3 separate regions of the Homo sapiens genome follow, and all the other regions are linked to region 2. Evidence: read pairs that join two places in POLR2A ChIA-PET (ENCODE). Cell type or tissue: Panc1. All regions are shown on one strand. Each heading gives the region's core, and the rest is flanking DNA. Links, peaks and the distances in the headings are about the cores only.

The links. Peaks named below come from ENCODE experiments on the same cell type or tissue, not always from the same donor. Only the 100,000 strongest peaks of a DNase experiment are listed, where the experiment ranks them.
Region 1: POLR2A ChIA-PET joins it to region 2 with 14 read pairs; 9 of 35 experiments call an interaction of 5 or more read pairs at or near these places.
Region 3: POLR2A ChIA-PET joins it to region 2 with 10 read pairs; 2 of 35 experiments call an interaction of 5 or more read pairs at or near these places.

The regions. Positions count from the first base shown.
Region 1 is chr7:101,291,536-101,301,705 of GRCh38, reverse strand. It overlaps LNCPRESS1 (lncRNA p53 regulated and ESC associated 1), which reads right to left and starts at 2,093. Exons shown (of 2, transcript NR_146480.1): 1 at 1,840-2,093; 2 at 360-937. RefSeq lists enhancers at 1,099-1,764, 3,848-4,756, 6,576-7,485, 7,486-8,394, 8,395-9,304 and 1 more. In Panc1, for the core only: no CTCF peak of the experiment used is centred there; no DNase peak of the experiment used is centred there; H3K4me3 peaks cover 61 bases.
Region 2 is chr7:101,122,058-101,132,227 of GRCh38, reverse strand. It overlaps SERPINE1 (serpin family E member 1), which reads right to left and starts at 5,124. Exons shown (of 9, transcript NM_000602.5): 1 at 4,984-5,124; 2 at 3,564-3,835; 3 at 1,574-1,807; 4 at 159-353. The coding sequence starts at 3,834. RefSeq lists enhancers at 3,129-3,908, 3,909-4,688, 5,469-6,248, 8,629-9,246, 9,986-10,170 and 1 more. In Panc1, for the core only: no CTCF peak of the experiment used is centred there; a DNase peak (open chromatin) is centred at 5,197; H3K4me3 peaks cover 3,462 bases; H3K27ac peaks cover 5,000 bases.
Region 3 is chr7:101,418,119-101,428,288 of GRCh38, reverse strand. COL26A1 (collagen type XXVI alpha 1 chain) reads right to left here. Exons shown (of 13, transcript NM_001278563.3): 2 at 8,190-8,312. Among named protein-coding and RNA genes, the nearest start is that of COL26A1, 60 kb to the right of the region's middle. RefSeq lists enhancers at 5,463-5,988, 6,786-7,337, 7,338-7,889. In Panc1, for the core only: no CTCF peak of the experiment used is centred there; no DNase peak of the experiment used is centred there.

The sequences.
Region 1 (10,170 bases), core at 2,073-7,072, 170 kb before region 2:
AGCTACTTGGGAGACTGAGACTGGATAATTGCATGAGCTCGGAAAATGGAGGCTGCAGTGAAATTGCACTACTGCATTCCAGCCTGGGTACAGAAAGACCACATCTCTAAATAATAAATAAATAAATAATAAAATGCTACAGTGTTTGTCAGGTTTGCAGCGAGGAGGGCTGACATGTAGCTGTGTGGGCAATCTGTTAGAGAGAGTGGCTTTTCTTGACCATGACAATGTACTTCAGCTACATTCACCTGTTAGGATTACTGTGCCTACTGAATTCAGTACTGATCAGATTCAGTAACTGAATCAGATCATCTTTACCTAACTGCTGGATGATAACTAATCTTGCAAAATCGACCATCTCTAAGGGAAATTATTTTTATTTCGCTCTAACGATTACCCAAGACCCCAGAATAAGAACTAACCCAGCAGGTTTTGTTCACATTAATGGCCAGAGTACAACCCATGAATCTTTAAAGTGAGAAAAATGCTTCAGATTTTATGCCCTGAGAGTTTTTCTTCTATTTGTTCTAGTCTATCATTGAAGCTTTTGAGTGTACTTTGTATTTCATCCAATGATTTCTTCAGTTCCAGAAATACTCTTCTGTTGAATTTTAAAACCTCTTTCTGGCAGGTAATCATCTCATATATCTCCCCACCTCTTTTCCTCATTTCTTTATGTTGTTGTTCAAAAGACTCTTCCATGTTGATGACCTTCTTTACAATCAGTCCGGTCAATTCTCTGCTCAATTCTCTGTTTGAGCTTTCCTGAATTTCTTTTGGATGGGGATCTGTTGCTGGAGAATTACTGGTTTCTTCTGAAGGCGTCACATTTCCTTGCTTTTTCATGTCTCCTGGGTCCTTCCGTTGAGATCTGCGCATCCTGTGGAACAGTCACTTCTTCCGTTTGTGAATTCGCTTTGTAGGGGAGGACTTCTTCCTGAAGATGTAGATATGATGTGGTTAAGTAGGGGATCTTGGCTTTGGTTTGAGGTAGAAGTGTAGGCTCTGTACATTACTTGGGTGACTTAAGGTGTGGTTATTAGTGGAGACTGTGCTTGCCTGTTCTTGAGCCCCAGAGCAGTGTACACTGGCCCTGGCGTTAGTGGGTTCAGGGGAGCGATTTGTGGGTCTCTTCGTGGGCGTCTAGGTGCCCTGCTCGAATGCTGGTAGTGACAGTCCCTGCCTGGGCATGCGGCTAATCTCAGGCCCGGGGGCAGCAGGTGTTGATGGGTGGGAGGGGCAAGCGAGTCCCCTGGCCTGTCCGTGGTGGTATCGGCAGGCTGTGCCCCAGACCTCAGACCCCGGGGAGGAGTGTTCAGCCGCCAACGGTGACGGACAAAACCCGCAGCCACCAATCCCCAGGCCCCTGTGCTCCAGTCCTCGCGGGACGGAACCGCCAGCGGACTGTCCTCAGGCCCCCGGGGTTTGGGCTCTGGCTGTGACAGACAGGGAAGGGCTGGGCCCCAGGCTGCCGGCGGAAAGCTCAGGCGGGGCAGGGCGGGCGAGCAGCTGGCTCGCGTCTGGGTCCCGCGGCAGCGGCGGGGTTATTTGTCCTTTGGGACTCCTGAGAGCGCCTGGCCTCCCCTCTCCCTCCTTGGCCCTCAGCTGGCGGCGGCGGTAACCGCAGGCAAGGCAGGAGCTGCCCTCGGGGCTGGACTCTCGGGGTGGCGGGGGCTGCAGCTGCAGCTGCTCAGGGCAGGGAAGCCCGTGGGCTCCACGTGGGCTCCTGCAACGCCGCTGGGGAATCTCTCGGCCGCTGCCCATTCTGGAGGCCCGCGAGGGTCGGGGGGCTGTGGAAGTCGGTAGCGGGACTGCGGAGCCCCGGGGTCTCTCACTCACCCTTTCCCCGCGCGCGGGGGCTGCAGGCCGTCCCAGCCGATCCGATTTCTCCGCGCAGGCTGCCTGGGTGCCTCTGCTCCACTCCTCGGGCTCCCAGTGGCTTCTCGGCTGAATCCCTCGTTCTCTTAGCGGATCTGCTGCAAGTGTGAAAACCTACCGGCTCCTTCTGTTCCCGTCGGAGGAGAGGCGCGTGCCGGCTGCATCTACCAGGCCATCTTGAGCCTGTGGTCCTGGGTGGAAACGGGGTCCCAAGTGCGGGAGTTACTCAAGGGCGTTCCCTGGAGGGTCCGGGTCGGCCCCATCCCCTTCACTCCCGGGAAGGCCCCGCCCTCCCCTTCCAGACTGGACAGAAAGCTCAGTGTGCACACAGGTGTGTTTGCTAATAGAAATGGGAGCAGACTATTCACACTTTTCCACAAAGGTGTGCATTTTTCACTTTTTATGCTGGGGATTTGTGTCAGTACTCGCAGAGCCGCGTTGTTCTTTTCTTTTTCTTTCTTTCTTTTTTTTTTTTTTTTTTGAGACGGAGTCTAGCCCTGTCGTCCCAGGCTGGACTGCAGTCCTGTGATCTCGGCTCACTGCAACCTCCGCCTCCTGGGTTCAAGCGATTCTCCTGCCTCAGCCTCCCGAGTTGCTGGGAATACAGGCGCATGCCACCACGCCTAATTTTTTTGTATAATATTTTTAGTAGAGACGGGGTTTCGCCATGTTGGCCAGGCTGGTCTTGAACTCCTGATCTCAAGTGAACTGCCCGCCTTGGCCTCCCAAAGTGCTGGGATTACAGGCATAAGCCACCAGGCCCGGGCTGCCTTGTTCTCTTTTACAGCTGCGTAATGTCAACATAATCATGTATATTGAAATGTCACATATTGTTAGAAATTTGTAATAATCATTTATGTAAAAATATGCATTTTTTGTGGATGGACTTTTTTGAGACGGAGTCTCACCCTGTTGCCCAGGCTGAAGTGCAATGGCGCCATCTCGGCTCACTGCAACCTCTGCCTCTCAGGTTCAAATGATTCTCCTGCCTCAGCCTACGGAGTAGCTGGAATTAGAGGTATCTGACACCATGCCCAGCTAATTTTTGTATTTTTAGTAGAGACGAGGTTTCACCATGTTGGCCAGGCTGGTCTCAAACTCCTGACCTTGTGATCTGCCCGCCTCAGCCTCCCAAAGTGCTGGGATTACAGGTGTGAGCCACTGTGCCTGGCCTGGATGGACTTTTCATGATATTGAAAAACATGAGTTGAGGTACAAATATGTTTAAATGTGGAATTTCACAGTCATGGTTTCAACAATCAGTTCTTTTAAAGGAAAGATCCTAACCTCAGGTGATCCTCCTGCCTTGGCCTCGCAAAGTGCTGGGATTACAGGCATGAGCCTCTGCGCCCAGCAGCAGAACCATTTTCTATTCCATGCTGAACAAACCAGTTTTTGCCACACATGTGTTGAGATGAAACAACTTTCTTTCTATGAGAGACGTTGCAGGAGCTCATGAAACTCACAGAAGCTAAAACAGCCCAATCATAGGAATTCTGTAGTGCAGCATGGCTCAAGTGAGTGTGAGTGTGTGTGTGAGAGCGATTGTGAACATAGGAGTGTCAATGTGTGCATGTATGTTTGTGTATTTGAGCATGAGGGAGAAGATGAGGGACCAGACGGTGAAGAGCACCTCAGGCCAGGCAAGGAGTTTGGCATCATCTTACAGGCATTAATGTGCCACTGACAGATTTTTTCACGGAAAATTAATGTGGCCAGATCTGTGTTTTTTTATTTTATTTTATTTTATTTTTGAGACAGAGTTTCACTCTTGTTGGCCAGCCTGGAGTGCCATGGAGCGATCTTGGCTCACCGCAACCTCTGCCTCCTGGGTTCAAGCGATTCTCCTTCCTCCGCCTCCCAAGTAGCTGGGATTACAGGCATGTGCCACCACACCGAGCTAATTTTGTATTTTTAGTAGAGACGGGTTTTCTCCATGTTGGTCAGGCTGGTCTCAAACTCCCAACCTCAGGTGATCCGCCTGCCTCGGCCTCCCAAAGTACTGGAATTACAGACATGAGCCACCGCCTGCTGACTTATATTATTTTATTTTATTTTATTAATTTATTTTTTTTTTTGAGACAGAGTTTCACTCTTTTTGCCCAGGCTGGCGTGCAATGGTGCAATCTTGGCTCACTGCAACCTCTGCCTCCCGGGATCAAGCGATTCTCCTGCCTCAGCCTCCCAAGTAGCTGGGATTACAGGCGCCTGCCACCATTCCCGGCTTTTTTTGTATTTTTAGTAGAGACGGGGTTTCACCGTGTTGGCCAGGGTGGTCTCGATCTCTCGACCTCGTGATCCGCCCACCTCGGCCTCCCGAAGTGCTGGGATTACAGGCGTGAGCCACCTCGCCCGGCCTTATTATTTTATTTTTGAGACAGAGTCTTACTCTTTTGCCCAGGCTACCATGCAATGGCGTGATCCCAGCTCACAGCAACCTCCGCCCCACGGGCTGTCAAGCAGTTCTCATCCCTCAGCCTCTTGAGTAGCTGGGATTACATGTGCCTGCCACCACACCTGGCTAATTTTTGTATTTTGGGGGGTTTCGCCATGTTGGTCAGGCTGGTCTCGAACTCCTGACTTCAGGTGATCCATGTGCCTCAGCCTCCCAAAGTGCTGGGATTACAGCGTGAGCCACCATGCCCAGCTCCCACATTGCTTTCTCTAGGTATCCGTCTCAGATCTTCTTCTCTCTTTCTTATACTGACACTTCTAATTGCATCTTCTAGAGCCCACTTGGATACTCCAGGATCATCTTCCCATCTAAAGATACTTAATCGGGCCCAGCGCAGTGGCTCACGCCTGTAATCCCAACACTTTGGGAGTCAGAGGTGGGCGGATCACCTGAGGTCAGGAGTTTGAGACCAGCCTGGCCAACATGGCAAAACCCTATCTCCACTAAAAATACAAAAATTAACCAGGCATGGTGGCACGTACCTGTAATTCCAGCTACTCGGGAGGCTGAGGCAGGAGAATTGCTTGAACCCAGGAGGCGGAGGTTGCAGTGAGCTGAGATGGTGCCACTGCATTCCAGCCCGGGTGACAGAGTGAGACTCCATCTCAAAAAAAAAAAAAAGATCCTTGGCCGGGCGCGGTGGCTCACGCCTGTAATCCCAGCACTTTGGGAGGCCAAGGCGGGCAGATCATGAGGTCAGGAGATCGAGACCATCCTGGCTAACATGGTGAAACCGCGTCTCTAATAAAAATACAAAAAAATTAGCTGGGCGTGGTGGCAGGCGCCTGTAATCCCACCTACTCAGGAGGCTGAGGCAAGAGAATCACTTGAACCCAGGAAGAGGAGGTTGCAATGAGCCGAGATCATGCCACTGCGCTCCAGCCTGGCAACAGAGCGAGATTCCACCTCAAAAAAAAAAAAAAAAAGGAAACTACTCAAGTAGGCTGGGTGCGGCGGCTCACGCCTGTAATCCCAGCACTTTGGGAGGCTGAGGCGGTAGATTGACTGAGGTCAGGAGTTCAAGACCAGCCTGACCAACATGGTGAAACCCCATCTCTACTAAAATTACAAAAATTAGTCGGATGTGATGGCAGGCGCCTGTAATCTCAGCTACTCGGGAGGCTGAGGCAGGAGAATCACTTAAACCCAGGAGGTGGAGGTTGCAATGAACCGAGATTGCACCACTGTACTCCAGCCTGGGTGACAGAGTGAGACTCTTGTCTCAAAAAAACAAAAAACAAAAAAAGATAAAATGAAATAACAAATATGGAATTATTTTATAAACTCTAAACTGTCACATATATTAGAGATTGTTTCAACTACCTTCATCAATTTATTGGGTACTGCATTTTAAATCAGAGCTTCTTGGGCTGGGCACAATGGCTCATGCCTATAATCCCAGCACTTTGGGAGGCCAAGATGGGCGGATCATTTGAGGTCGGGTGGATCATCTGAGGTCAGGAGTTCAAGACCAGCCTGGCCAACATGGTGAAACCTGGTCTCTACTAAAAATACAAAAATCAGCCAGGCGTAGTGGTGGGCGCCTGTAATCTTGGAGCTACTTGGAGGCTGAGGCAGGAGAGGCACTTGAACCTGGGAGGCAGAGGTTGCAGTGAGCTGAGATCTCGCCACTGCACTCCAGCCTGGGTGACAGAGTGTGACTTTGTCTAAATAAATAAATAAATCAGAGCTTCTCAAAGTTCAGTGTGCACACAAATGACCTGAGATCTAGTTAAAAATGCGGACTCCAGACCGGGCACAGTGGCTCAGGCCTATAGTCCCAGCACTTTGAGAGGCCGAGGTGGGCGGATTCTTGAGCTCAGGAGTTCTAGACCAGCCTGGGCAACATAGCAAGACTCTCCGTACTAAAAATACAAAAAATAAAAAAATAGTCAGATGTAGTGGCATGCGCCTGTGGTCCCAGCTATTTGGGACTCTGGAGGCTGAGGTGGGAGGATCCCTTGAGTTTGGGGTGTGGAGGTTACAGAGTGAGCCAAGATTGGGCCGGGCCACTGCACTCCAGCCTAGGTGACATGGTAAGACCCTGTCTCAAAAATCAAAGAAAAAAAATCAATGTTTTAAAGAAAAGGAGTTATGGCAGAGTTAAAGGCCTAAAGTGGCCGGGTGCAGTGGCTCATGCCTGTAATCCCAGCACTTTGGGAGGCCGAGGCAGGTGGATGATGAGGTCAGGAGTTCAAGACCAGTCTGGCCAAGATGGTGAAACCCCATCTCTACTAAAAATACAAAAATTAGCTGGGCGTGGTGGCGGGCAACTGTAATCCAGCTATTCAGGAGGCTGAGGCAGGAGAATCGCTTGAACCCAGGAGGCGGAGGTTGCAGTGAGCCAAGAATGCGCCACTGCCCTCCAGCCTGGGGGACAGAGCGAGACTCCGACTCAAAAAACAGAAAAAAAAGGCCTAAGTCATGTGACTGCACCTGTGTCCCTGTATTCAGGGGTCTTCGGAGAAGCAGTACCCATGCCTGAAACTCAAGGACATGTAGGAAATGAGAGTTGCTTTTGTGTCATCATCCATGTCCTTCCTCGGGTGCCCCAGCCTTGAAGGAAGAGGAGCCCCAGGTGAGGATAAGTGGGGGCGAGGCTTGTTGTGCTTAGGATAGCCAGAGGCCAGCCCTCACAAGGCCATATCTAAACGGGGGCACTCCTCTGTCCTGGTCTCCAACCACCCACCCCAAGAATAGAGGCCTCACTCTAGCCTGAAAGACCCTTTTCTGACACCCGACCTTCCCTTTCCACAACCCCTGGTGGGAACACAGTGAAACCGCCTTTGCAAATTATAACTAAGGAAATCGTAACAGCGAAACACATCAGACCTAACCAACCCCATCTTGCTTCTAACGTCTAAACTGTCCTCATCCATTCCTGGGTGTAGGCGGAACTAGCCTTGGGAAAGAATTTAGTTTGTAGTTTAAACTAAACATAATAGCCTTTCCCCAAAGCTAAATTGTTCTTGTAAAATGAAAGAAAGGCCACCAGCCATGAAGTTAGAATAAGAAGGGCTGGAATTCTAAGTATTACCAGCCGTTATTCTGGAGGTAGTAAGATTTGCAACTTCCCCAATCACTCTTGAAGGTGACATCACTATTGTGAACCTAAGATCGGCCTTTTGAGATGGCTATTCAGGTTTTTGCATTTCTATCAACCGGATGGCCCCACCTGGACTTGTCAACCAGATCTGTGGCCCCCACCCAGGGACTGACTCAGCAGAAGAGAACAGCTTCTGACTCCCTGTGATTTCAAACCCCAACCAACCAGCCAGCACTCCCCATTCACTGGTCCCCTACCCATCAAATTATCCTTAAAAACTCTGTAAAAGCTCACGCCTGTAATCCCAGCACTTTGGGAAGCTGAGGTGGGTGGATCATTTGAGGTCAGGAGTTCAAGACCAGCCTGGCCAATGTGGTGAAACTCTTTCTCTACTAAAAATACAAAAATTAGCTGGGCGTGGTGGTGGGTATCTGTAGTCCCAGCTACTAGGGAGGCTGAGATAGGAGAATCGCTTCAACCTGGGAGGTGGAGGTTGCAGTGAGCAGAGATTGCGCCACCGCACTCCAGCCTGGCCAACAGAGAGAGACTCTGTCTCAAAAGAAGAAAAAAAAAACACAGTCTGATCCCCGACTCAGGGAGACTGATTTGAGTAATAATAAAACTCCAGTCTCTGGCACAGCTGGCCCTGGGTGAATTATCTTTCTCTATTGCACTTCCCCTGTCTTGATCTCTGTCTAGGCTGCGGGCAAGGTGAACCCCTTGGGCAGTTACAATAGGAGGAAGGATGTTCCGAGGTGGCAGGTCTATGCAAACCTATCCCCAAAGTCCAAGGAAGCTGAGGGGCCCAAGGAAGAGTAGAACTGCCCAACGGGTTCACCTTGTCCGCTGCCTAGACAGAGCCGATTTATCAAGACAGGAGAATTGCCTTGGAAAATAATTCACACGGAGGCAGCTATGCTGGAGACCTGAGTTTTATTATTACTCAAATCAGTCTCCCTGAGCATTCGGGGATCAGGGTTTTTAAGTATAATTTGGTGTATGGGGGAAGGCCAGTGAGTCGAGTTTTGATTGGTTGAGTTGAAGATGAATTCCCAGCGAGTTGAAGCTGTCCTCTTGCGCTGAGTCAGTTCCTGGGTGGTGGGGCCACAAGATGGTTGAGCCAGTTTATCCATCTGGGTGGTGCCAGCTGATCCATCAAGTGCAGGGTCTGCAAAATATCTCAAGCACCAGGCTGGGCACGGTGGCTCACACCTGTAATCCCAGCACTTTGGCCAAGGTGGGCAGAGCACCTGAGGCAAAACCCTCCCTCTACTAAAAATACAAAAAATTAGCCAGGCATGGTGGTGGACGCCTATAAACCCAGCTACTTGGGAGGCTGAGGCAGGAGAATTGCTTGAACCCGGGAGGCAGAGGTTGCAGTAAGCTGAGATCACACCATTGCACTCCAGCCTGGGTGACAAGAGTGAAACTCTATCTCAAAAAAAAAAAAAAAAAAAAAATTTCAAGCACTGATTTTAGGAGTGGGTTAGGAAGGGTCAGAATTTTGTAGCCTCCAGCTGCATGACTCCTAAACCATAATTTCTAATCTTGTGGCTAATCTGTTAGTCATACAAAGGCAGTCTAGGGCAGGCACAGTGGCTAATGCCTGTATTCCCAGCACTTTGGGAGGCCGAGGCAGGAGGATCACCTGACGTCCAGGAGTTCAAGACCAGCCTGGCCAACATGGTGAAACCCCTTCTCTACTAAAAATACAAAAGTTAGCCGAGTGTAGTGATGGGCGCCTGTAATCCCAGCTACTCAGGAGGCTGAGGCAGGAGAATTGCTTGAACCCAGGAGGCAGAGGTTGCAGTGAGCTGCTATCGGGCCACTGTACTCCAGCTGGGATGACAGAGTGAGACTCTATCTCAAAAAAATAAAATCTCAGAGGCCTTCCCGGAACTAGGGTTAATGATAAGTCAACGTGGCGATCAGCATCCAAGATGGAGTTGCCTTCACCTCCACAAAAGGATTGAGGAATCTGCCCGGCCTGCCCCAGTCCCAGGAACTGCCACTTTGCCGCTGCTCCCACCACAGTCCTGGGAGCAGCACAGGACTGCTTCTTAACCCAATCCCTGGAGCCTTTGGCCTCAGAGTCTGCAATGCTGTGATTCCAGTCACTTTATTTTTCTACTAGTCTGTGCACCAGCTGTTTCCTCACTGGGTCTCGCTGTAGAAGAATCTACTTTTTACTGCATTTGGGGTCTTGCCTGAGGGGATCTGTACTGTGAGAGCCAGTGAAGCCAATCGGAGTGAGGCCACTGTGGCTGTGCTGTGCCCTGTCCTGCAGCAGCCACCTCCAACCCCACACAAAGCCCCTCCCTTACCTGCTTCCTCTGTGTTGGCTCTGCCTGGAAAGCATAGGCTCTAGGACTCAGCCCAAATATAGACCTCCCAGCCGGGTGCGGTGGCTCACGCCTGTAATCCCAGCACTTTGGGAGGCCAAGTCGGGCAGAGCCTTGAGGTCAGAAGTTGGAGACCAGCCTGGCCAACATGGCGAAACCCCATCCCTACTAAAAATACAAAAATTAGCCAGGCATGGTGGCAGGCACCTGTAATCCCAGCTACTCAGGAGGCTGAAGCAGGAGAATCGCTTGAACCCGGGAGGCAGAGGTTGCAGTGAGCTGAGATTGTGCCATTGCATTCCAGCCTGGGCAACAGAGCAAGACTCCCTCTAAAAAAAAAAAAAGACTGAGCCTCACTCTGTCACCCATGCTGCAATGCAGTGGCACCATCATAGCTGGGTTCCAGTGATCCTCCTGCCTCAGCCTTCTGTGTAACCGCAACTACAGGC
Region 2 (10,170 bases), core at 2,386-7,385:
TCAAAGCTGGAGTATATTCTAGGGTCTCTCCTCCCTTAAAGGGGAGCATTCCCTGTGGTCTTCCTCCCTCAGAGGGTGACATTTTGGGTATTCCTTGGGAGACCCCAGGAATGAGATGCAGTTGCTGTGGGCTGTGGGGAAGGGGCTCTTGGACTTACTATAGTTGAACTTGTTGGTCTGAGCCATCATGGGCACAGAGACAGTGCTGCCGTCTGATTTGTGGAAGAGGCGGCGGTGGGTGCTGGAGTCGGGGAAGGGAGTCTTCCACTGGCCGTTGAAGTAGAGGGCATTCACCAGCACCAGCCGTGTCAGCTGGTCCACGGCTCCTTTCCCAAGCAAGTTGCTGATCATACCTATGGGAAAATCAATGATCAGGAAGATCAGGAAGTTAGACGATTTTGTTGTTGTTGTTGTTGTTGTTTTGAGATGGAGTCTCACTCTATTGCCAGGCTGGAGTGCAGTGGCGCGATCTCGGCTCGCTGCAACCTCTGTCTCCGGGGTTCAAGCAATTCTCCTGCCTCAGCCTCCCGAATAGCTGGGATTACAGGCGCCTGCCACCATGCCTGGCTAATTTTTGTATTTTTAGTAGAGACGGGGTTTCACCATGTTGGTCAGGCTCGTCTCAAACTCCTGACCTTTTGATCCACCTGCCTTAGCCTCCCAAAGTGCTGGGATTACAGGTGTGAGCCACCATGCCCGGCTGAAGTTAGACAAAGTTTTTAAGCCTTTTAGATGTTTCCCGGAGTCCCCAGTCCTCAATTGGATGTATGTCAAAGGGCTGCAGTCAGGGGTTTAAATGAACCCGTCTAGTTCCTTTTTTTGGAGACAAAGTCTTGCTCTGTCACCCAGGCTGGAGTGCAGTGGCATGATCTCAGCTCACTGCAGCCTCTGCCTCCCGGGTTCAAGTGATTCTTTGAACCTCATCCTCCCGAGCAGCTGGGATTATAGGCATGCGCCAACACACCTGGCTAATTTTTTGTATTTTTGACAGAGACAGGGTTTCACCATGTTGGCCAGGCTGGTCTCGAACTCCTGTGCTCAGGCAATCTGCCCGCCTTGGCCTCTCAAAGTGCTAGGATTAGAGGCGTGAGCCACCGTGCCCAGCCTAAGATTTGGTTCTTAAAGCATCCAGCCCTTTGTCCATAGAGAAGAGAATGCTGAAAAGGAGCATTTTTTAGGATATGTGGATTTGGTTTTTGTTTGTTTTTTAGAGATGAGGTCTTGTTCTGTGACCCAGGCTGGAGTGTGGTGGTGCAAACATAGCTCACTGCAGCCTTGAACTGCTGGACTCAAGTGATCCTCCCACCTCAGCCTCCCAAGTAGCTGGGACTACAGGTGTGCACCACCATGCCCGGCTGGTTTTTAAATTTTTTGAAGAGATGAGGTCTTGTTATGTTGGCCAGGCTGGTCTCAAACTCCAGGCCTCAAGCCTTCCTCTCGCCTAGACCTCCCAAAGTGTTGGGCTGGGATTACAGGTGTGAACTACTGCACCCAACTGGGATATGTGGATTTATTTCCAAATTCCCTTTCTCTTGAGGCCCAGGAAATGGGTTTCCTTTCCCTGCCTGCTCACCTTTTGTGTGTGTCTTCACCCAGTCATTGATGATGAATCTGGCTCTCTCCACCTCTGAAAAGTCCACTTGCTTGACCGTGCTCCGGAACAGCCTGAAGAAGTGGGGCATGAAGCCCTGGACCAGCTTCAGATCCCGCTGGACGAAGATCGCGTCTGTGGTGCTGATCTCATCCTTGTTCCATGGCCCCATGAGCTCCTTGTACAGATGCCGGAGGGCGGGGGCCATGCCCTTGTCTGCACCGGGACAGAGAGGAGAGGACATGTGAGGCTTATGCTGAATTGAGGGTTCCCAGCCGAGCCCACTTCCCCCACAAGGGGCTCCACTCTGATGGATGGGGGCTACCGTGCTTTCCCAGGGCTCTCTGGAGGGAGATTTCATTCCAGGATGAAATCTCTTTTCTGTATCTCCTTCCTTTCTTCAAAAGTCTCAGATCCCAACCCTTTCTTTGGGCTAGAATATTTTTCTCTGTTCTTAAATTATGAACCCTAAATATTTTCTTCCTGTTTTTTTTTTTTTTTTTTTTTTGAGTTGGAGTTTTGCTCTTGTCTCCCAGGCTGGAGTGCAATGGCGCGATGTCAGCTTACTGCAACCTCTGCCTCCTGGATGAACCCTAAATATTTTCTTTCTTCTTCTTTTTCTTTTTTTTTTTTTTTCAGACAGGGCTTCCCTTTGTTGCCCAGGCTGAAGTGCAGTGGTACAATCATAGCTCACTGCAGCCTCCAGCTCCTGGGCTCAAGCCATCCTCCCACCTCAGCCTCCTGAGTAGTTGGGACTACAGGTATGTGTCACCACATCTGGCTAATTTGTAAATTTTTTTGTAGAGGCAGGGGTCTCCCTGTTGCTCAGTCTTGTCTCGAACTTCTGGCCTCAAGTGATCCTCCTGCCTCAATCTTCCAAAGTGCTGAAATTACAGTCATAAGCCACCTTGCCTGGCCTTAGTTTTTTTTTTCTTTTCCTTTCTTTCTTTGTTTCTTTGTTTCTTTCTTTCTTTCTCTCTCTCTCTTTCTTTCTTTCTTCTTCTTTCTTTCTCTCTCTTCTCTCTCTCTCTCTCTTTCTTTTCTTTTTTTTGACAGGTCTCACTCTGTCACCCAGGCTGGAGTGCAATGGTGTGATCTCAGCTCACTGCCACCTCCACCTCCCGGGTTAAAGTGATTCTTGTGTCTCAGCTTCCTGAGTAGCTGGGATTACAGGTGCACCACCTCATCAGACTAATTTTTATATTTTTATTAGAGACGGGGTTTCACCGTATTGCCCAGGCTGGCCTTGAACTCCTAGCCTTGGGTGATCCTCCTGCCTCAAACTCCGAAAGTGCTGAGATTACAGGCATGAGGCACTGTGCCTGGCCTTAGATTTTTTTCCTATAGTGATGGCTATGCTAAGTATTTCACAAGTGTAATTCCATGAATTCTTTTATTTTTTTTTTTTGAGACGGAGTCTCTCTCTGTCGCCCAGGCTGGAGTGCAGTGGCACGATCTCAGCTCACTGCAAGCTCTGCCTCCTGGGTTCATGCCATTCTCCTGCCTCAGCCTCCCGAGTAGCTGGGACTACAGGCGCCTGCCACCACGCCTGGCTAATTTTTTTTGTATTTTTAGTAGAGATGGAGTTTCACTGTGTTAGCCAGGATGGTCTTGATCTCCTGACCTCATGATCCGCCCGCCTTGGCCTCCCAAAGTGCTGGGATTACAGGCGTTTGAGCCACCGCGCCCGGCTCATGAATTCTTTAGGACAGCAAATAATCCTCATTTTGTAGATGGGCAAACTTAACGAGGTTAAGATCACACGGTGGTGAATAAGCGGTAAATCTACTGGTCAGACACCCTTGGAGATTCAAGGGTCCAGTGACTTGGAGTGTAGTGGGAAGAAGATGGGGTGGCCCCTGCAGCACAGCTGTATGGGGCTTGGCTCGGCTAAGCCAGAGCCAGCCTTTCCTTGGCTTCTGGTAGGTCTGTTCTGCATGCCACCCACCTCCCCTGGTGTCCCGTGGCTCACCATCAATCTTGAATCCCATAGCTGCTTGAATCTGCTGCTGGGTTTCTCCTCCTGTTGTCAGCTGGAGCATGGCCAACACCGAGGCCACCCCATAGGGTGAGAAAACCACGTTGCGGTCCTTGGAGGCCTGCGCCACCTGCTGAAACACCCTCACCCCGAAGTCTGAGGCCAGGTGGGCCACGTAGGATGGGGGATGGTGCACAGCAGACCCTTCACCAAAGACAAGGGCCAGGCCCAGGACTAGGCAGGTGAGGGCTGGAGACATCTGCATCCTAGAGCAATGGAAAGAGGGCTGGTGAAGGAATCGTTCTGGAAGACAGGCGGGAGGGGAGGGGAGCTGGCCAGCTGTGGGCCCTGCTCTTCTTGTTTCCTGCAAGCAGGTGGTAAGTGAACACTAGGGCAAGGTGCAGGAAGAGACCATGACATGTTCAGGTTCTAAGCCCATCCCACTCCGTCTCACTCAGACTGACTTATCCCCGGGCAGTGGCAGGGAGTCTTCGCCCATCTTGCCCTGTGGGAATCTTGGAATCCAGTCCATCTCCCTTCCCTCTGTGTCCCGTAAAAAAGCCTTAGAAGAAAAGCAGGTGAGAAGTCATTACCACTCTCTGCCTTTGCAGCCCAGGGGGAATTTAGCCCAGACTCAATTATCAATTATCACAACATCTTTGATTTGCATAAGCTTTAAATTTGCTTTCTTTTCTTTTCTTTCTTTTCTTTCTTTCTTCCTCTTTCCTCTTTCTTTCTTTCTTTCTTCTTTACTTCCTTCCTTCTTTCCTCTCTCTCTTTCTCTCTCTTTCTTCCTTCCTTTCATTCATTTTTAGAGACAGGGTCTTGCTCTGTCACCCAGGCTGGGTGCAATGGCTCAGTCTTGGCTCCCTGCAGCCTCCGCCTCCCCAGCTGAAGCAATCCTCCCACCTCAGCCTCCCAAGTAGCTGGGAATACAGGCACACCAGCACGCCCAGCTAATTTTTGTATTTTTTTGGGAGAGCAGGGTTTTGCCATGTTGCCCAGGCTGGTCTCAAACTCCTGGGCTCAAGTTATCTGCCTGCCTCAGCCTCACAAAGTGCTGGGATTACAGGCATGAGCCACAGTGCCCAGCCTTAATTCTCTTAATGCTTTCCCAGCGATTGTTTCATTCAAGTTAGCAGGCATGAGGTGGGAAATGGGTAAGTGTCTTGATGCAGAGGGACTGAGAGAGTCAAGGTTCTTGTTACTGGGTGATGGGGTTGTTGGTGACGCCTGACCATCCTCCCTGCTCTCCTGCAGTCACCCCTAGGGCAGGGTCGACCCAAGGCTGCAGGTCCGAGGAAAAGAAAATAGAGGAATAGCGGGGGATCATGGAGGGAGGAGATTCTGGGGAGGCGAGTTCTCTGCCTTAAGCCCGAAGTAAGAGGTTGGAGGGAGTTTGCTTTTCTCCTACCTGAAGTTCTCAGAGGTGCCTTGCGATTGGCGGTTCGTCCTGCTCTGGCGGCGGCTGCTGAGCTGCAGGAATTCAGCTGCTGGAGGGGGGCGTGTGGGTCTTCTTGACAGCGCTCTTGGCCCTGCAGCCAAACACAGCTGTGCTCCTCTGTGGGCCACTGCCTCCTTTTATACCAGATGTGGGCAGGAAATAGATGAACTCATGTTCCAGCCCCACCCACTCACTGGCTCTGGGAGTCCGTCTGAACAGCCAGCGGGTCCCCCTCGACACCTCCCTCTCTGGGACTTGCTGAGGCATGTGTGTGTGTGTGTGTGTGCTGCTCTGTGTGTGTACGTGTGTAAGAGCATTCAGGAACAATTGAGCAAACCCCAATAGCCTTGGCCTGAGAACCTCCCTTGACCTTTCTGCCCTCTGCCTGTGTCTGTCTCTCCCGGATGTCCTGCCAGGTTGACTGTCTGCCATGCCGGGTGACCCAAAAAGCCTAGGACCCCTAGTGTTCAGCTTGGAGAAAAAAAAAACAGCTCACGTTGCCTGCTTTTCCTTTGGCGAACCAGGTCACTGTGGAGTTATCAAAGATAACCTCCATCAAAACGTGGAAGTTTTCCCCCAGGGCTGTCCACCCGGTGCTCTGGACCACCTCCAGGAAAGAGCGCCCCTCCCTCCTCCTGGGCCCAGCCCAACAGCCACAGGGCATGCAGCCAGCCACGTGATTGTCTAGGTTTTGTCTGTCTAGGACTTGGGCCCAACAGAGGACTCTTGGTCTTTCCCTCATCCCTGCCATGTGCCCGGCCGCCTCCGATGATACACGGCTGACTCCCCACGTGTCCAGACTCTCTCTGTGCCCCTGAGGGCTCTCTTGTGTCAACAACCTTGTCTGGCTGAGGTTGGAGGTGTGCTGGGTGGGGTGGTGGTGGCTGAACGGGACCAGGGGTTACCATGGTAAAAGCTTGGTAAGGAAACAGGAGACCAACGTGTAAGTTTCACTTCTTCGAGCTGCCCGCTAGGACTTGGGGCAGCTTGTCCTTTATCCTCTTCCTCCAGACACAGACACAAGGGGAAAAGGGATAGAAACAGAGTGTCAATTCATGGCAGGTTTGCAGGGTGTGCTTTTAGGGCAAGGGGGTGAGGGGAGGAAGAGTGACCGATAGATTCTGTGGAGCAGTGGTCCTCAACGTTTTTGGCACCAGGGACTGGTTTCATGGAAGACAATTTTTTCACAGACCAGGGTGGGATGGTTTCGGGATGATTCAAGCACATTACATTTATTGTGTGCTTTATTTCTATTATTATTACATTGTAATATATATAATGAAATAATTCCACAATTCACCATCGTGTAGAATCAGTGGGAGCCCTGAGCTTGTTTTCCTGCAACTAGATGGTCCCATCTAGGGGTGATGGGAGACCGTGACAGATCATCAGGCATTAGATTCTCATAGGGAGCTTGCAACCTAGATCCCTCACATGAACAGTTTAGAATAGGGTTCGAGCTCCTATGAGAATCTAATGCCGCCGCTGATCTGACAGGGAGTGGAGCTCTGGTGGTAATGCGAGTGATGAGGAGTGGCTGTAACTACAGATGAAATTTCACTCACCTGCCACTCACCTCCTGTTATGCAGCCTGGTTCCTAACAGGCTATGGACCAGTACGGGCCCCTGGCCCAGAGGTTGGGTACCTCTGCTGTAGAGGGTGGAAACTGGCTAGCAGTGGGTGAGCATGTAGGGCTAGACTAGTGGATTTTGTTGTTGTTGTTGTTTTTTGTTTTTTTTGTTTTTCTGTTTTGAGACGGAGTCTTATTTTGTTGCCCAGGCTGAGTGCAGTAGCACTATCTTGGCTCACTGCAATCTCCGCCTCCCAGGTTCAAGTGGTTCTCCTGCCTCAGCCTCCCGAGTAGCTGGGATTACAGGTGTGCACCACCACGCCCGGCTAATTTTTGTATTTTAGTAGAGACGGGGTTTCACCATGTTGGTCAGGCTGGTCTCGAACTCCTGACTTCGTGATCCGGCTGCCTCGGCCTCCCAAATGCTGGGATTACAGGCATGAGCCACCGCGCCCAGCTGGATTTGGGGTTTTGACAGGGTCAGGTGCCCTTGGCCGTGTGGTCTGGATGTTGTGGATGGAAGGGTGGCCAGGGTGCTGCCCAGGGGGTCCTGTATTGGAGAGATGGCATACTTGGGGTCCACGGACTGTTGGGTTTAGTGTATGTGGTGGGGTTCAGTTGGGAGAATCCATGGCAACAGCTGATAGCAGAGTCACAGGAAGTTTCAGTGGGTGGAAGCGTCGGATGTTTGTTTTGGATTTTTTCAGTAAACAGATACCAAGGGCAACCACACTGAGCAGCCCTCCTGCTTTTTAATCTGCCTTAGGCTTTGTTTTCTCACAGCTGGCAGGGAAAGAGAGGAGAACCACAGTCGGAAAGTTAGGCTCACAGACACATTAGGAGAACTCTTCCTGTGAAACTGCCTCTTGTTTATGTCTTTTTCCTTTTCTTAGTTGTGGTTTGGAGTCCCTGAGAGTGTGGTTAGCGGTGAGGAAGAAGCAACTGCCCTGACCTCTTGGAAGAAGACAAGTCCAGCCCCAAACCCATCTCTTTTTTTTTTTTTTTTTGGAGACAGGGTCTCACTCTGTCACCAAGGCTGGAGTGCAGTCATGTGATCATAGCTCACTGCAGACTTGAACTCCTGGGCTCAAGCAAGTATCGGGGACTACAGGCAAGCACCACCACGCCCAGCTAATTATTATTTTTTCTTATAGAGACAGAGTCTTGCTATGTTGACCAGGCTGGTCTCAAATTCCTGGGCTGGAACAATCCTCTCACCTTTGCCTCCCAAAGTGTATAAGCCAACATGCCCAGTCCCGAACTTAACTCTTGTCCTCAAAAGTACCCCAAGACAGGGCATGGTGGCTCACACCTGTAATCCTAGCACTTCGGGAGGCCAAGGCAGGTGGATCACTTGAGGCCAGGAGTTCAAGACCAGCCCGGCCAATATGATGAAACCCCATCTCTACTAAAAATATAAAAATCAGCTAGGCATGGTGGTGCGTGCCTGTAATCCTAGCTGCTTGGGAGGCTGAGGCAGGAGAATCGCTTGAACCTGGGAGGTGGAGGTTGCAGTGAGCCGAGATCATGCTATTGCACTCCAGCCTGGGTGACAGAGCAAGAATCTGTCTCAAAAAAAAAAAAAAAAAAAGTACCCCGCAAGGCTTTGCTCTCTGACCTTAAGGATCAGAGGGGAACAGGGATCAGGCAGTACCAAGCCTCGAAGACTTGAAAGTTCAATGGGTCTAGACATAGCTAGATGTGGCCTCCTCAGGTGTCTGACGCCAGCCTCTCCAGGCTGCAGCTTAGCCTCCATCCCTTCCTCTGCCTGTCATACCAGGAGCCATTGTCCCATACCTTGCCAGGTCTCTGCTGTTTTCTGTGGACAGCCAGAGCTCTGCAGGAGCAGTCACCAATTTAGTCCCCACTCATAGATTGGGTGGATGATCCTGATGCCAATCCAAAATAGACACCCCTGCTGGGTGTGGTGGCTCACACCTGTAATCCCAGTCTTTGGGGAGGCTGAGGCAGGAAGATCACTTGAGCCCAGGAATTTGAGCCAGCCTGGGCAACACAGTGAGATCCCATCTCTACCAAAAAAAAAAAAAAAATTAGCCCAGTGTGGTGGCGTGTGCCTATGGTCCCAGCTACATGGGAAGCTGAGGTAGGAGGATCGCTTGAGCCTAGGAGCTCAAGGCTGGAGTGAGCTATGATTGCAACACTGCACTCCAGCCTGGGTGACAAAGAGAGACCCTGTCTCAAAGGACAAAGCAAAGAGCAAAAAGGACATTCCATCCTTGGGCACGGGAGAGCTGGGGAGCAGCTCTAGTCCTGATTGGGGTGGAGGGTGGGGAGCGTTTTACTTTGGACTCAGAAGTGGCTGACTTACTAAGAGGTCTTTTCCCAAATCGGTGGAAACTTGTAGGCATAGGGAAGATGTGTATTAGAAACTGAGGCAAAACCTGTGTTATCGGGTCCATGTGAAGTTTCCGATTTCTCCATTGACTCTGATGAGCTGGGGCTGCCTAGCTACTCTAGAACCCAGACTTGGAGTGAAACCCCGTCTCTACTAAAAAAAAAAAAGTACAGAAATTAGCCAGGCATGGCGGCACGTACCTGTAGTCCCAGCTACTCAGGAGCCTGAGGTGGGAGAATCTCTTGAACCCAAGAGGTGGAGGTTGCAGAGAGCTGAGATTGCACCACTGCACTCCAGCTTGAGCGAAAGAGCAAGATTGTCTCAAAAAAATAAATAAATAAAAAGAACCCAGACTTGGCCATGACCCCTGCCTCTACTTCATGCACGTGGCCCTGCCTTCTCTTACCTGCCTTAGGAGCCGAGCCCTTCCATACCAGGGTCCAGCTGCCTGCGGGCTGCTCCCCACCGACCTCTCAGAGAAACCCTCTTCTCAGAATCTGACTCAAGGGGTTATCACTTTCCCCTTTTCCCCTGAATCCTAAGTTCTCTCTTTCTTGATCCAATCCTCTCTTTCCAGCTTGAGCTCTTTTGTAAGGGGTCACACGGGCACAGAAAGAAAAGTCCATGCTGATGAAATAGCTAGATCTCTGGCTTCCGGAGGGTCAGAGATAAGAGAGTGAGTTACCGGGCTGTGGATTTCAGGGGAAAGTTCTGATTCCAGCTACTGGGAAAGATGTCTCCATCTGTCCCTGAGCAGGTGGTTCGTGACTGTAGATCACACTCAGATTTTCCATGACTGTCCCTCTGTCCCCCACCCACTGGTGGGCCCTGGGTGGACACTGGCCTTCCCACCACCCATCGCCCCCTGACCTCCCGCCTTCTGGCCCGATCTCTGCTCTTCCTCTTTGCTTCTGTCTTCCCCGCTTTCTTTTTCACTTTCCCTTTCTCTCTCTGAGCCTCCCGCTTCCTGCTCCCTTCTCTCTGACCTCCTGCCTACCCTTTCTTCCCCGAGCCTTCCCTCCTGTCCCCTCTCCTCCGCTGCAGGAGGTTGCCCCCCATTTCCACTCTCTCTCTCTCTCTCTCTCTGACTCAGTCCCTCTGTCCCTCTGGAATCCCAGAATCCCTTTTACAGTCAAATGCTCAGCTCCCAAGCCCTTCCGGTGGGGAAGAGAGCACTGCCTGTTACACAGGCTCCCTGGAATGTGGGGCCCAGCCTCCCTGATTCCTGGT
Region 3 (10,170 bases), core at 3,114-8,113, 300 kb before region 2:
ACCTCCCAGGTTCAAGCCATTCTCCCACCTCAGCCTCCTGAGTAGCTGGAACTACAGACATGCACCACCACACCCAGCTAATTTTAAAATTTTTGTAGAGACAGGGTCTCACTATGTTGCCCGGGCTGTCATTTCTTTCAGAGGGCTTCTCTCTGTTGCTTAAGTTGACACCTCCAACTCCCAAAAAAGCCTGGGGAACAACCTGGAAGACACTTTCCCCTTTCTCTTTCTTGTGTTATCATGACAATAAATCTAGAATATACTCACGCCGTAGAAATCACAAATGTGTAAAATAGCAAAAGAAATGTGTCGTAGGAAGAGGGGAACCAGGAGAGGCTGTTTACATTAGTCACACCATGAGGAGCAGACTCCATTCTCTTTTCCACACAAAAGTTTTAAGCCAACACAAATGAAAGCATCCAAAATGCTTCAAAGAATGAAGGGAACCAGAATTGGGTCCCCTACAGCTCCTGAAAATGGTGAAGACAGCCAGGTGCAATGGCTCGCACCTGTAATCCCAGCACTTTGGGAAGCCCAGGTGGATCACTTGAGGCCAGGAGTTCAAGACCAGCCTCGGCAACAAAGCAAGATCCCATATCTAAAACAAAAAATAATTTTTTTTTTTTTTAAGAAACAGTTTCACTCTGTCACCCAGGCTGGAGTGCAGTGGCACGATCTTGGTTACTGCAATCTCCGCCTCCTGGGTTCAAGTGATTCTCATGCCTCAGCCTCCCGAGTAGCTGGAATTACAGGTGCCTGCCACCATGCCTGACTAATTTTTGTATTATTAGTAGAGAAGGGGTTTTACCACATTGGCCAGGCTGGTCTCGAACTCCTGACCTCAAATGATCTGCCCACTTGGGCCTCCCAAAGTGCTGGGATTACAGGCATGAGCCACCATGCCCCGCCAAAAAAAATTTTTAATTAACCAGGTGTGGTGGCACACACCTGTAGTCCCAGCTACTCAGGAGGCTGAAGTGGAATGGCCACTTGAGGCCAGGAGTTCAAGACCAGCCTGGACAACAAAGCAAGATCTCATATCTACAAAAAACAAAATTTTTTAATTAGCCAGGCATATGGCATCCATCCATCATGGCACCCAGTTGGGAGGCTAAGGCATGAGGATCACTTGAGTCCAGGCATTCGAGGCCAAAGTGAGCTATGATTGTGCCACTGCACTCCAGTCTGAGCAACAGAGTGAGGCTCCCTCTCTTAAAGATAAATAAATAAGTAAATGATGAGGGGGAACAGACAAGAAATACACACATTTGCAAATTTCTATGTAAATGCTGGGGGTGAAATGTAGCAAGACACACTGAGCAGGCAGGATGGTAAGCAACAGAGTACCACACAAGGCGGCTACACAGGGCCCAGCTGGGGTTTGCCACCCTAACCTCAGAGAGCGGAATGCAAGATCAAGGCATGCCTAGGCCAGAACTGCCCGCTGGGAGCTGCCTCGGCTGACGTGCTGGGACCTGCTTCTGATTCTCTTCATAGCTCACCCATACTTTGGCCTCAGTCTGCATTCCCAGGGTTCTTATTACAGCAAGGCTCAGTGCAGGACCTTCCCCTGCAAACCTCACATCCCCTTCCAAGAACCTCTTGAGGCAGCCTTCTATCACCACCATCTTAGCCCTGGAGAAACTGAGGCTCAGAGGAAAAATGTTGACCAATGAGACATCCAGGGAAGTCTGCTAGGGATTCTGGAAAAGGCTGTACTCTCTGATAGGAGAAAACTGTGTCCCATCCCCTTCCTCTCTTTTTTGGGACACTGTGGTGTGAGACGTGATGCCTGGAGCTGCTGCTGCCCTTCTGCGACCTTGAGGAAGGTCATGGTGGACACACAGGTGTGGGTGGAGAGTTCAGTCAAAGGATCCCAGGATCTTCATGGCTGAGACCTGGCCGCCTCTCCCAGATAGATTGTGAGGTGAATATTCCCCCGTTATTGAAGCTTCTTTTGGTAACGTCATTTATAGTGATGACACAAGCCATTATGAGCCATGGGGAAACCAGTGCAGAAGACAGACCCTGCCTCAAAGTGCTCCCAGGAACCTTCCGAGTTCCTCCCACCCAGGCTCTGCTCGCTCAGGGAATTCTACCCAGCACGCAGACTCTTGCAGCAGACTCTTAAGAAAACTGAAAAACTATGCTAAAAAATTATGCTGGCCTGACGCAGCAGCTCATGCCTGTAATCTCAACACTTTGAGAGGCTGATGGGTGGATCACTTGAGGTCAGGAGTTCGAGACCAGCCTGGCCAACATGGTGAAACCTCATCCCTACTAAAAATACAAAAATTAGCCAGGTGTGGTGGCACACACCTATGGTCCCAGCTACTCAGAAGTCTGGGGTAGGACAATCGCTTGAACCCGGGAAGCAGAAGTTGCAGTGAGCTGAGATCACGCCACCGCACTCCAGCCTGGGTGATAGAATGACATTCCGTCTCCAAAAAAAAAAAAAAAAATTATGCTAAGAAGCACTGGGGGCCGGGCATGGTGGCTCACACCTGTAATCCCAGCACTTTGGGAGGCCGAGGGAGGCCGATCATTTGAGGTAGTTCAGGAGTTCGAGACCGACATGGCCAACATGGTGAAACCCCATTTCCACTAAATATACAGAAAAAAAAATTAGCCAGGTGTCCTGATGCACACCTGTAGTCCCAGCTACTTGGGAGGCTGAGGTGGGAGGATCACTTGAACCTGGGAGACAGAGGTTGCAGTGAGCCGAGATCACGCCACTGCACTCCAGCCTGGGTGACAGAATGAGACTCCATCTAAAACAAAACCCAGAGTTCTCTGACATCTCTGATCTGATTTCATCCTCCTAACCTAACCTCAATTCAGTAATGCTGCTTCATCTCCTGCAAGCCAGGTATGGGGAACACAGCAGCCAATGAGACAGTCCCGGACCTCCTAAGGCTCCCAGACTAGCAGAGCGGGCAGACGATGAGCAATTCGGCCAGGGAATGAACACTGCCTCCCAGGTTAAAGCGATTCTCCTGCCTCAGTCTCCTGAGTAGCTGGGATTAGAGGCACCCGCCACCACGCCTGGCTAATTTTTGTATTTTTAGTAGAGACAGGGTTTCACCATGTTGGGCAGGCTGGTCTCGAACTGCTGACCTCGTGATCCACCCATCTGAGCCTCCCAAAGTTATAGGATTACAGGCATGAGCCACCGCGCCTGGCCAAAATTTTTTTTAAATTAACTGGGCATGGTGGTGTGTGCCTGTAGTCCCAGCTACTCAGGAGGCTGAGGCAGAAGGATTGCTTGAGCCCAGGAGTTCAAGGCTGCAGTGAGCTATGATCACACCACTACACTCCAGCCTGGGGGACAAAGGGAGATCCTGACCCTTATAAAATAAAATAAAATATCCCTCCAGCTTCTGTGGAGAGAAGGAGCTAGAGCGGGGCAGGGTGGGGAGTGGGGAGACCAGTGAGATGGCTGCCACAAACCAGATGCTTCATATAGGCAAGGCCAGCAAAACCAGGACCTGAGACAGGAATGCATATGGAACCCCAGGGGACCAAAGGATAATGCTGCAACCTGTTGTCATCTTGCCTCTCCCTGCCCAGACAGCAGCCCCAAGGCCACAGACAGAGGGTGTGCACCCAATTCTAGCTCATTTATGAGTTACTAGTGAGAAAGAAAACTGTGTTAACCTCTCCTTCCCTAATAAATTATTAAATTTTTTTTGAGACGGAGACTTGCTCTGTCACCCAGGCTGGAGTACAGCAACATGATCTTGGCTCAGTGCAGCCTCCGCTTCCCAGGTTCAAGTGATTCTCCTGCCTCAGCCTCCTGAGTAGCTGGGATTACAGGTGTGCATCATCACACCTGGCTAATTTTTGTATTTTTAGTAGACACAGGGTTTCACCATGTTGGCCAGGCTGGTCTCAAACTCCTGACCTCAGGTGATCCACCCTCCTTGGCCCCCCAAAGTGCCGGGATTACAGGTGTGAGCCACCACACCCGGCCCATTCCCTAGTAAAATATAATAACAGCAGAAATTATGACAATTAAGATCAGCAATTTGGGATTTCTCTAAGAGAATGAAAATTAAGTTTTATTATTGTATTTATTTATTTATTTTCAGACACGGTCTCGCTCTGTCGCCCAGGCTGGAGTACAGTGGCACAATCACAGCTCACTGCAGCCTCGAACTCCTGGGCTCAAGCGATCCTTCCACCTAAGCCTCCCAAGTACAGGTGCGCACCACAACCCATGGCTGATGTTTTTTAAAAAATTTGTAAAAATGGGGTGGGTCTCACTGTGTTGCCCAGGCTGGTCTCGAGCTCCTGGCCTCAAGCAATCCTCCTGCCTCAGCCTCCTATGTAACTGGGACTACAGGTGTGAGCCACTGTCACTGGCCAAATTGTTTTAATTAGCAAGGTTCCCACTAGTTATATGTTATAGGCAAAGGGGAGACTTATGACAAATTCATGTCAGCCCTGACTGAATGTTCTGTTTTGGCCTCCGAACTCCAAGGAGTGAGTGAGAAGAACTCCCTGGAAAGTCAGTGAACACCACATCGAAGACCCCGGTCCTTCTTTTTTTTTGCGACGGAGTCTCACTCTGTCGCCCAGGCTGTAGTGCGGTGGTGCGATCTCGGCTCACTGCAACCTCCGCCTGCCAGGTTCAAGCAATTCTCCTCCCTCAGCCTCCCAAGTAGCTGGGATTACAGGCATGTGGCACCACACTCAGCTAATTTTTTTGTATTTTTAGTAGAGATGGGATTTCACCATATTGGCCAGGCTGGTCTCAAACTCCTGACCGTGTGATCCACCCACCTTATCCTCCAAAAATGCTGGGATTATAGGCGTGAGCCACCACGCCGGGCCGGACCCCAGCACTTCTGAAACATTGTTCAGATAATTACTTAAGTGGTAAAGGAGAGAACAACTATGCAACATTAATGATCACTTGAAAAATTTTCAGTCCAGGTCAGTGATTCAGGCGCTAGCTTGTCCAGCTTTTCTTATAGGTGCATTATTGTATTTTTCTTTTTTTTTGTTTGGTTTTTGTTTTGAGAGGAAGTCTCACTCTGTCGCCCAGGCTAGAGTGCAGTGGCACGATCTTGGCTCACTACAACCTCTGCCTCCCAGGTTCAAGCAATTCTCCCTGCCTCAGCCTCCTGAATAACTGGGATTACGGGTGCTCACCACCACACCTGGCTAATTTTCGTATTTTTAGTGGAGACAGGGTTTCTCCATGTTGGCCAAACTGGTCTCAAACTCCTGACCTCAGGTGATTCACCCGCCTCAGACTCCCAAAGTGCTGCAATTGCAGGCGTGAGCCACCGTGCCCGGCTGCGTTATTGTGTTTTGATAGTGTAACAGCTTTAACTTGTTGAGACCAGGCATGGTGGCTCACACCTGTAATCCCAGCAATTTGAGAGGCTGAGGCAGGAGGATCCCTTGAAGCCAGGAGTTCAAGACCAGCCTGGGCAACATGGCGAGACCCCTGTCTCTACCAAAGAAAAAGTAATTAGTGAGGCACGGTGATGCATGCCTGTAGTCCTAGCTATTCAGGCTGGCGCAGGAGGATCACTTCAGCCCAGCAATTGGAAGCTGCAGTGAGCCATGATTGCACCACTGCACTCCAGCCTGGGCAACAGAGCAAGATCCTGTCTCCAAAAAAAAAGAAAGAAAGAAAGAGTAGGACAGCCACTTCTCCAACAGAGCTCTGAGCCAAAGCCCAGCCTGTCAGGGTCACAGACAGATCAGACTTCAAAGACTTTTCTTCTCAGAAGCTGTTCCCAAATCAAGAGGCCATGACCTGGTAATCTGAAACTCCCTGCTGACGAGAAAGGCAGGAGAGTCTTGGAATTTAGCTCCTGGGGAAGTGGGGAAGGCAGGGGATAGGGAGTGTCTGTACCCTCTGCTGAAAAGGAAAAAGCTTTTTTTTTTTTTTTTTTTTTTCATTTTGGACCCACTGCCATCTCTCTAGTATAGCATTTAAAACCAGCATTTTTTTTTTTTTGAGATGGAGTTTTGTTCTTGTTGCCCAGGCTGGAGTGCAATGGCACAATCTCAGCTCACTGCAACCTCCTTCTCCCGGTTCAAGTGATTCTCCTGCCTTAGCCTCCAAAGTAGCTGGAATCACAGGTGCCCACCACCACGTCTGGCTAATTTTCGTATTTTTAGTAAAGACTGGGTTTCACCATGTTGGTCATGCTAGTCTCGAACTCCCGACCTCAGGTGATCCACCTGCCTCAGCCTCCCAAAGTGCTGGGATTACAGGCGTGAGCCACCGCAACTGGCAAAAGCAGCTGTTTCTAATAAAAATGAAAATGAATGACATTCCGTTTACCTAGCCATTCCCCTTGCAGAATGACCTGTATCAAAACACTTGTATGCAATAGGGGTCTCAAGTGAAGCATCTCTACTATTAAAGAAGAATGAAAATAGGAAATCACCATTTGGCAAACACCATAGCATTAACTGTTGCAAGCAATATGATAGTATGATGAGAAACAGGATGTTCGTATAGGTTTAAAATGTCTCCCCACAACATACATGTAAAAGACAAAGGGAAAGATAATTATGCAACAGTGGAGAAACCTGGTAGATACCATCATAAGCAAGCGATCAAAGTTAACATCACCAGTCATGAGACGTAGCAATTTCTTTTTTTTTTTTTCCAGGCTGGAGTGCAGTGGCGCAATCTCGGTTTACTGCAATCTCCACCTCCTGGGTTCAAGTGATTCTCCTGCCTCAGCCTCCTCAGTAGCTGGGATTGCAGGCGCCCACCACCACGCCTGGCTAATTTTTGTATTTTTAGTAGAAACTGGGTTTCGCCATGTTGTCCAGGCTGCTCTCAAAGTCCTGACCTCAAGTGATCCACCCGCCTCATCCTCCCAAAGTGCTGGGATTACAAGCATGAGCCACCGCACCCAGCCAAGATTAATTTAAATCAGTAGACTTGGAGTAAAGCAGGTTGCCCTCTATAATGTGGGTGGGCCTTGTCCAATCAGTCGAAGGCTTTAAGAAAAAGACTGACTTCCCCGGAGGAAGGAGGCATTTGACCAGCAGCCAGCCCATCTCAAGCTGCAACATCAGCTCTCCTCCCTGGGTCTCAGCCAGCCAGCCCACCCTGCAGGTTTGGAATAATCGCCAGTCTCCATAATCATACAAGCCAATTCCTTACCATTTCAATCTCTCTCCCACTCTCCCTCTCCCCCATCCCTTCCTATTGGTTCTCTGGAGAACCCTGACCCAGGCAAAATGTCCCGTTAGGGAGGGCACAAAGGAGGGGAAGGGATTTGGAGTTTGAGGACAGCGGCTCCACGGTGCTTGGGGTAGAGGCCCCAGGCTGGGCAGGCTGTGGGGAGAGTGGTTTGGGGAAGCCAGTCCCTGGAGCTAAGCACGGCCTGGAGAGGAGGAAGAAGGGAAAAGAAGGAGAGTTGGAACTTTGGAGACCGTGAATGCTGGTGTCTGACAGCAAGATCTCTCTGCGGATGCTGAAGAGTCCCTGAAGCCTGTGGTCTGGTCAGGGCTGGTGAGAGGGAGGGGCTGGTGAGAGGGAGGGGCTGGTGAGAGGGAAGGGCTGACTATGGGCGGGGCTGGTGAGAGGGAGGGGCTGGTGAGGGGTGTGGCTGGTGAGGGGCGTGGCTGGTAGGGGCAGAGCTGGTGAGGGGCAAGGCTGGTGGGGGCAGGGCTGGTGAAGGGTGGGGCTCATGAGGGTCAGGGCTGGTGAAAGGCAGGCCTCGTGAGGGGCAGGTCCAGTAACAAGTAGGGCCAGTGAGAGGGACATGCCTGGTGAGTGGGGCAGTGCTGCCAGGGGCGAGGCCTGTGATGGATGGGGCCAAAGACAGGCTGGATTTCCAAGGTCATTGTAGCCCCTCGTTCCAGCCTGGAGCCATAAGGCTGGTTGGTTCCCTCTTCAACCCCACCTGGCCTTCCCCGACCTCGGATCCCATACCCCACTCATCTGTGGTGGTCTTCTGTCTGTCAAACACCCACTGGGTTGTGTGGTTCTGTTGCGGTAGGAGCATGTCTCTGACATCTTTGCACACACACATATATACCCTATATACACACACCCATGCCTTATATACAGAAGGTGCTCCATAAATGCATGCTCAGCCTTTGTCTGTGAGCACAGCCCAGCCTCTCCCAGAGCCATCCTGGGACTGGTTTTGTCCGAGGGAATGGGAGGGAAGGGCAGAGCAGCCTAGCCCAGCGGCCTTTACCTTACGAGGTTGGCGCAGGGCCCCGGCCACCGGCAGCTCTGGTACACGCGCTGGACCACCGTCTCCGAGCCATTCTGCACCTGGCAGGACACCGTCCGTGTCACTGTGTGATGGCACCAGTGCCTGTGGAGAGAGCAACAGTCACATGAGCCCTGCCTGTTCCCAGAGCTGCCAACTTCGGGTCAGGGGGCCGTGCTGGACAGGGAGGGGCCCCCGCAAACCTGGGGTGGAGGCTCGCTCTCTTGGATGGGGGGCCCACTGAGACCCTCTGTCTCGGTCTGAGGGGAAGAGAGAACACTTGCAACCCTTGGCCACCAAGCCCTGGCATCATTCCCGTCACTGACCACTCAGTGTGGAATTGGTGAGAAAGACTCAGCCCTGCCCGTGGAAATCTCACCCTGGTGGGGAGAGGAGATGACACAGTCCATAGGAACAGCAGGTAACACGTTCCACCACGTGGTGAACACACAAGCTACAGGAACGGAGCAGGGCATCTCGCCCAGCAGGCCCTGAGGCCACCAGCTGAGTAGTGCAAGATAAGTTAGCCAACCGACCAACCGACCAACTGACCAATGTGTGGGGGCCGTGAGAGGGGACGAAGCCAGCAGGGGAAGCAGCGGTGTAACAGGCACAGAGCGGAGAGAGACCACGGCAAGTCTAGAGACTTGCCTGCAATGGGAAGTGGCCAGGCCAGGCACAGTGGCTCACACTTGTAATCCTAGCACTTTAGGAGGCTGAGGCAGGAGGATCTCTTGAGCCCAGGAGTTCAAGATCAGCCTGAGCCACATAGTGAGACCCTGCCTCTACAAAATAAAAATTAAAAAATTAGCCCAGGCGTGGTGGCACACACATGTAGTCCCAGCTACTCAGGAGGCTGGGGCAGGGGATGGCTTGAGCCCAGGATCATAGTGGCTATGATCATGCTACTTCACTACAGCCTGGGCAACAGAGTGAAACCCTGAAGAGAGGAGGAGAGGAAGGGAGAAGAGGGGAGGGGAGGGGAGGGGAGGGGAGGGGAGGGGAGGAGGAATGAGAGAGAAAGAGAGAGAGAAGGAGAGAGGGAGGGAGGGAGGAAGGGAAAGAGCCAGAGAGAGAGAGAGAGAGAAAGAAAGAAAGAGCCAGAAGGCTGAAGGAAGGGGAGGAGCCAGGAGAAAGGAAGAGACATGTGACCTGCCGGGCTAGGGAATAAATGCCTTCAGAGTACAAGAAGCAAGGGGCAGCAAGCTTGGGCAGTGGAGAGGAGGAAAGAGGAAGGGACGTACACAAACAATACGGGATCAGGTTAAGGTGCTCCCACCTCCTCCTCCCATCCCCATAGCCTAGAAATTGAAAATTAAAAAATAAGTCCCTGGCCGGGTGGTGGCTCAGCACTTTTGGGGTCCGAGGAGGATGGATCACTTGAGCCCAGGAGTTTGAGACCAGCCTGGGCAACATAGCGAGACCCCATCTCTACAAAAATATTTAAAAATTACCTGTGGTGGCACACGCCTATAGTCCTAGCCACTCAAGAGGCTGAGGCAGGAGTATCACTTGAGCCCAGGAGGTTGAGGCTACAGTAAGCTGTGATCATGCCACTGCACTCTAGCCTGGGTGACAGAGCGAGACCCTGTCTAAAAATAATAATAAAATAAAATAAGAAAAAAAGTCCTCAAGGGCATTGGAAAGAGAGAAGCAATGGGCCAGACATTTGGAGGGGTCCCTAAGAGACAGAAAGTAGATGGGCCCACATTGAAGGCAAAAATCACAGCCAGAAACACACAAAAGAGGACCGGGGCTGAAGCTAGGAGCCACATGGGGGCACAGATGCAGATGAGGAGGTAGAGAGGGACCCAAAGGTGACCATCAGAGAGATTGGTTAGGGGACCACCATAGAAAGAGCTGGACAGGTAGGACCCGGGTCCTTGTCCCTGCTGGTTTCAGGAATCAGGCATTGGAGGCTGAGTGCGGTGGCTCACACTCATAATCCCAGCATTTTGGGAGG